Linked DNA regions of Homo sapiens: region 2 is linked to region 1. Evidence: chromatin contacts called from ENCODE Hi-C data. All regions are on one chromosome and are shown on one strand. Each heading gives the region's core, a stretch centred on a gene start or an enhancer-like site at or near the end of the contact. The rest is flanking DNA. Distances are from core to core; before and after follow the strand shown. Region 1 holds the start of MBD1 (methyl-CpG binding domain protein 1). Region 2 holds the start of TCF4 (transcription factor 4).

What was found. Hi-C counts contacts between places; a loop is a spot of excess contacts on that map. Pooled maps may share reads with other maps.
Region 2: a loop to region 1 is called in a map of naive thymus-derived CD4-positive, alpha-beta T cell, with 19 times the contacts of the local background. The contact joins the promoter of TCF4 here to the promoter of MBD1 in region 1. A Hi-C loop is called at or near these places in 1 of 168 maps with a recorded cell type or tissue (naive thymus-derived CD4-positive, alpha-beta T cell) and 8 of 50 pooled maps.

The regions. Positions count from the first base shown.
Region 1 is chr18:50,279,802-50,282,776 of GRCh38, reverse strand. MBD1 (methyl-CpG binding domain protein 1) reads left to right here and starts at 1,254. Exons shown (of 17, transcript NM_015846.4): 1 at 1,254-1,414; 2 at 2,760-2,894. The coding sequence starts at 2,785. It overlaps CXXC1 (CXXC finger protein 1), which reads left to right. Exons shown (of 15, transcript NM_014593.4): 15 at 38-430. The coding sequence ends at 184. RefSeq lists enhancers at 15-595, 596-1,176 and silencers at 1,322-1,431, 1,442-1,521.
Region 2 is chr18:55,586,647-55,589,859 of GRCh38, reverse strand. It overlaps TCF4 (transcription factor 4), which reads left to right and starts at 1,668. Exons shown (of 20, transcript NM_001083962.2): 1 at 1,668-1,822; 2 at 2,724-2,815. The coding sequence starts at 2,744. RefSeq lists an enhancer at 1-83.

The DNA of each region.
Region 1 (2,975 bases), core at 5-2,504:
GTGTTCCTGCTTAGGACTCCTGCCGCTCCCTTGGCAGTGGTACAAGCTGGACGAGCTGTTTGAGCAGGAGCGCAATGTGCGCACAGCCATGACAAACCGCGCGGGATTGCTGGCCCTGATGCTGCACCAGACGATCCAGCACGATCCCCTCACTACCGACCTGCGCTCCAGTGCCGACCGCTGAGCCTCCTGGCCCGGACCCCTTACACCCTGCATTCCAGATGGGGGAGCCGCCCGGTGCCCGTGTGTCCGTTCCTCCACTCATCTGTTTCTCCGGTTCTCCCTGTGCCCATCCACCGGTTGACCGCCCATCTGCCTTTATCAGAGGGACTGTCCCCGTCGACATGTTCAGTGCCTGGTGGGGCTGCGGAGTCCACTCATCCTTGCCTCCTCTCCCTGGGTTTTGTTAATAAAATTTTGAAGAAACCAAGGAAGCTGTCTCCACATTGCTGCGGTTGCAACTGTTCCAGACTTCTGGATAAGATGGGGGGCGCCTGCACCCCGCGAGAGCCCAGGGACCCACATTCCCAGCCTCCCACGGGCAGAGGGTCTACGCAGCGCGCCTTCAGTGTGGTGACACCGCCCATGCATGCTCCTGTCTCCCACCCAGAGCTGTCGTCCGCTGTGGACGCCAGGCCCCGCCTTTTCCCCACAAGCCCCACGTTGGGGATCCGCCTCCTGCAGGGGCGCGCCCTCCCGCGTGCCTCAGTTTACCTGCGGTGTGGCACCGCCCCTTTCCCCGCCCCGCGCGCTCCCACAGCTGTTCGGCGGGGAGGAGGGAGCGGGACACGACCCCCCCTGGGGTTGATGTTCGGAGGGACCCACGAACACAGGATAGACCCCAGCGAGAGGTGGGAGAGGAGAGCGCCGGCAGGGCCAGGGAGTGCGCAGGCGCGAAGCAGCTTCCTTGCCGCGTTCGGTATCGGCTGTGGAGACCGCGGGAGGGAAGGGAGGGCGCAGGCGCAAGCCCTCCCCGACCGCTTCCCTTCAGGTTGAGGCTGGAAAGCGCATGCGCCAGCTAGATGGGCAGCGAGGAGAGCCGCAACTGCCAGTCCCTCGAAGGGGTTAGCTGTCGTTGAACGTCAGCACGCAGATGCAACTGGCTCTCGGCAGGGGGGCGCGCGCACCGCTGCGGAGCGCCGGCCCGTAGGCGCGGGAGCCTCCCTATTAAGGGCACGCGACATCGAGGCAATAGTGCGCAGGTGCTTAGCCAGAGGCGGAGCCCGAGAGGCAGGCAGCGGACTTCCGGTTCCGGGAGCAACGAACAGCCGCGGAGGCGACAGCTACCGCTTCAGAGGAGGCGGCCGCGGAGGAGGAGGAAGGGGAGGAGGGCGAGGCGGGAGGTGCAGGAGGGACCCTCGCCATGGGTCCACGGGCCTAGAGTGGCGGAAGATACCGGCCTGGTGCCAAACTGGTGAGACAGCCTTGGGGCTGGACGTGGAGAGCGCTCAGGCGGAGGATGGGAAGGAATTGTGGCTCAGAACGCTGACGGGGAGGAATGAAGGGCCCTCAGGCCGATAAGGGGGAGGAATGGCGGCGTCGGAATACTGACGAGGAGAAATGGGGGGATTTAGGCTGAGGACGGGAAGGAATGCAGCTCTGAACTCTGACAGGTAGGAGTGTCGGGATCCTGGGACGAGGACGGAGAGGAATGGTGGAGATCAGAACGCTAAAGGGAGACATCGGGGCATCTGAAGTTGAGAGAGAAATGGGGGTTCAGAACTCTGAGAGGGAGAAATGAGGGGCCCTCAGGCTGATGACAGGAGAAATAGAGGCTTTGGAATGCTGAAAGGGAGGAATAGGAGGCCCCATATAGAGGACGAGGAGCAGTAGGGGATCAGAATGGTGACAGTTAGGGATGGCATGATCCCGGGACAAGAACAGAGAGAATGGAGGAGGGTTCGGAATGCTGAGGGGAGAAATTAGGGTCTCTCTGGATGATAAGGGAGGAATGGAGGATGAGAACAGTAAGGAGGAGAAGTGGGGAACTTTTTGGCTGTAGAGGAAGGTTTGGGAGCTCAGACTAGGGAGAAATTGTGGGTGAGAACATTGAAGGAGAAGAAAAATAAGGGGGGAGGTCTTGGGCTGAGGAAGGGGAGGCATGGGAGGCTTCCAGTGTGAGGAATGGAAAAGATGAGGGGCTGTTCAGGCTATGGGTTGGAGCAGTTGTGTCTCGCAGAGGAAGTCGAGGTTGTAACACTGAGGTAGCAGGATAAGAGGACATCAGGCAGAGAAGGAATGGAGTGGTTAAAACACTGAAGGAGGGAAATTAGGAACTCCTGGGTCAAGGAAGGGGGGAATGAGAGACTACTGAAGTCAAGTAGTGAGGGCAAGAGAAATGGGGCCCTTTGGGGCTGAGGATGGGGACTATGGGGGTCTTGGGGTGATAAAATAGAGGGATAGAGGCCCTTAGGTCAGTGACAGGGAGGAATGAGGGGGAAGGATGAAAAGTTTCTGGATTGGCAGTGAGGAGAAATGATGGGTTGTCAGTCTGAGGATAGAGAGGAGTAGGGGATTAGGACACTGAGAATAAGAAACAGGGATCCTTGGGTTGAGGAATGATGATATCCTAGGCCCAGAATAGGAAAGAATGGGGTGAGAATATGAGGGGTTTCTTTTCCATATATGGGCTGGTTGCCTGTGGCAGGTCCTAGGGCTTGGGCAAGCACTAATGGATACCAGTGATTTGTGTGGCCTGGGGCACAGTGTTGTCCCTTCCTAGAGCCTCAGTTTCCCTCATCCCTTCCACCCCCTTTCAGGCTACTGCTGCTTCCTGTGGCCTCCATGGCTGAGGACTGGCTGGACTGCCCGGCCCTGGGCCCTGGCTGGAAGCGCCGCGAAGTCTTTCGCAAGTCAGGGGCCACCTGTGGACGCTCAGACACCTATTACCAGAGGTACTGGGTGGGTAGTGGGCAGAGTCAGGAGTGGGGTAGAGCCTGATTCTGGTAAAATCAAATGGTGTGGTTAAATTTATG
Region 2 (3,213 bases), core at 419-2,918, 5.3 Mb before region 1:
CCCCTTCCCAGTCATTGTCTGGAGGAGCAGCCGCGGCCGCAGCTCCTTCTCTTTATAAGCCCGCAGTTCCCGGATGTGAATGGATTACAATGTATCTTTCAGGGAAACCTATTATTATCAATGTGACTCCACGGGGGAGTCCATGGTGATGATGATGAGGAGGAGGATGATGATGATGAGACACCTCTAAACTTGGAACAAGTTTAAGACTTTATGAGAGAAGAAAAAAAATCACCAACAAGAATTGTTTGAGGAAAAATTATAACTATCCTGTGTTCATTTTTTTTTTTATAAACAATAAGAAAAAGTTGTTGGATTTTTTTTTAATGATTTCTTTTTTGGGGGAGGGAATTTTGTTGCAGTTTTATGGTGGAAAATGCAAAAACCAGAGCCAGGTGCATAATCTTGTAATCTGTGGATATCCCTGGAGCAGGACTGAGTACCAGTTAAAATACTTTTTGGGGATACACATGTGAGATACTAAGTACTTGCAGAAGATTTTTGTCTCTCTTTTTAAAGTCTCTTTCCTTGGAATATTGTGAGAATATTTGTGGCCATTTAAGGTAACGTTTCAATTTGCCGTCAGAGTAAACTGTTTGTAATTGAATTTAATTTTTAAAATGTCGATCCCGATGTTTTATTAAAACAAAAGGGACAACCTATTAAATAATTGCCAATGGGAAAAAGTGTGTGCATGCATTTTGTGTATGTACTCGCACATCTAGCAATACCAGGATTTGTAGAATGTGTGTTTTTTTTTTCAAACACACGTTAAAATAGCTTATGTTGCATATACCGGATAAAGCACGCTTGTTATTACGAAACGATAGAATTATGAAGCTTAAATTTTATCCTAAAAAGTGATGTGAAAAAGTATGTTTTAAGAGCATGCAGGGCCTATAATGGTAAATGTTGAATTAAAAACTTACAGTGCTGGCGAACAGGGACTTAGCGTGCCTAGGAACTCAAGTGCAAAAACAAAACAACATCCACCCCCAAAAATTGCCCTTTTTTTTTTTCGAAGTTTGCAGTTATACTATTCTGTGACTTAAAAGGGAGGGGAAAGAAAGTATGCAATTCAGATTTCGCCCCCAACGCAAAACTACCGAAACGAAAATCTCCCCAGGAAAATGTGGCTTGATTTATAGACGAAAAAGAAAAATATTGTTCCTCTTGGCAAAGTCTTTTTGCATCACGTGTATTTGCAGCCTAGTATAAACTTGCTTTGCCGTGTGTGGATGTGTGAGTGAGAGGGAACGAGAGTAAGAGAAAGAAAGAAGTGAGGGGATGTAAACTCGAATAAATTTCAAAGTGCCTCCGAGGGATGCAACGGGCAAAAACTGAACTGTTCAGGCTTCAGATTGTAACTGACGATCTGAGGAAAAATGAGGTGCTCGATGAATTTTCGTTTGTATTTTTTGGCGAGGCGGGGGAGGTGTTGAGATTTTTTTTTTTTCCCCTCGGGGTGGGTGCGAGGGGGATGCATCCTAGCCTGCCCGACCCGGAGCAAGTCGCGTCTCCCCGCCGGAGCCCCCCCACCCATTTCTTTGCTGAACTTGCAATTCCGTGCGCCTCGGCGTGTTTCCCCCTCCCCCCTTCCCTCCGTCCCCTCCCCTCCCCGGAGAAGAGAGTTGGTGTTAAGAGTCAGGGATCTTGGCTGTGTGTCTGCGGATCTGTAGTGGCGGCGGCGGCGGCGGCGGCGGGGAGGCAGCAGGCGCGGGAGCGGGCGCAGGAGCAGGCGGCGGCGGTGGCGGCGGCGGTTAGACATGAACGCCGCCTCGGCGCCGGCGGTGCACGGAGAGCCCCTTCTCGCGCGCGGGCGGTAGGTACCGGCGCCTGCGGGGCTCGGCGGGGCGGAGGCGCCCGGCGGCGCGGGGTTCGGGCTCGGCGGCCCCGCACGCGGCTCCGCGCCTCCCGCGCCGCGGGCTCCCGGCGCCCGGCGCTCCCAGAAGAGACACCCCTTCCCCTCCCGCCGCTTCCCTCCCCCTCGCCGCCAGCCCCCCCGCCCCTCCCCTTGATGCCCCCTCGGAGGGACCGAGGACTTTGCCAGGGGCCTGACTTTAATTTTTATAACCCCTTTCTTTCACAAATTAGGGTGCTGGACAATTAGAGGACCCGACCCTCCACTCCGCTCCCCCCAACCCTGTCACCCCACCCCTCCCCCTTTGGACGTGTTTTCACTCCAGAGACGCTCATCTTTAATTTCTTGATAGCTACTTTGAAAAGCGGAGGGGAGTGGTGTGTGCGAGTGTGTGTGCGTGTGCGAGTGTGAGTGTGCGAGGGGGGTGGGGTGCAGGGTGGGGGGAAAGTTGAGATCGGATCGTTCTCAGTAGTTTCTCTTTTCTCTGTGATCCATTCATTTCTCGCTCTACCTCCTGTTGCATAAAATGATGCGCTGAAGAGCGGCTTTTTTTTTTTCTTTCCCTGATTTGGTTTTATAGTGGATGTTACCAGTTTGATCGTCTCTTTGGAAATACAATATCGCTTTTTTTTTTTTTTTTTTTTTTTTTTTTTTTTTTTTTGCTATTGCTGCCTATTCCATCTTAAAAAAACAAAACCAAACCCAACCCAACAACAAGTCTCCCATCCCTTCCTCCTTTCCACCTTAATCCCACCCGCCCCCACGTCCCCACCCCCAACCCCCCAGTCTCCAAAAATCCGATTGTGTTTTCTCCAAGGATTGGGACTGGATTTTCTGATTGCGGTTATTTCCATGTTTCTAGGTTTGTGTGATTTTGCTAAAATGCATCACCAACAGCGAATGGCTGCCTTAGGGACGGACAAAGAGCTGAGTGATTTACTGGATTTCAGTGCGGTAAGAAAGAACGGTGGAAACTAACAACAGCTGTGAAAAAAACAAAACAAAAACCCAAACACTTCAGCTAGAAACCAGTAGGAATCTAAAGGACAGTAATAATTTTTAATTGGCTGAATCCTTGGTAAATATGAAGGTCTTTTTGACAAGTTTTTAACTATAATTTTGTGGTGTGATGGAAGATTCAGGCTTTTTTTTTTTTTTGAGTTTTATTACTGGCCTTCAATTCCCTACCCACTGATTACCCCAAATAATGGAATCTCACCCCAGTGGAAAGCAAAAATAGACACCCCTAAAACTAAACCACCCCTAAAACTTGGCCATGTCTGAACACTGAGACTACTAATACTTTGCACACTACTCTTCGTTTTATTTATTGTTTTTGGAAATGGAAAATA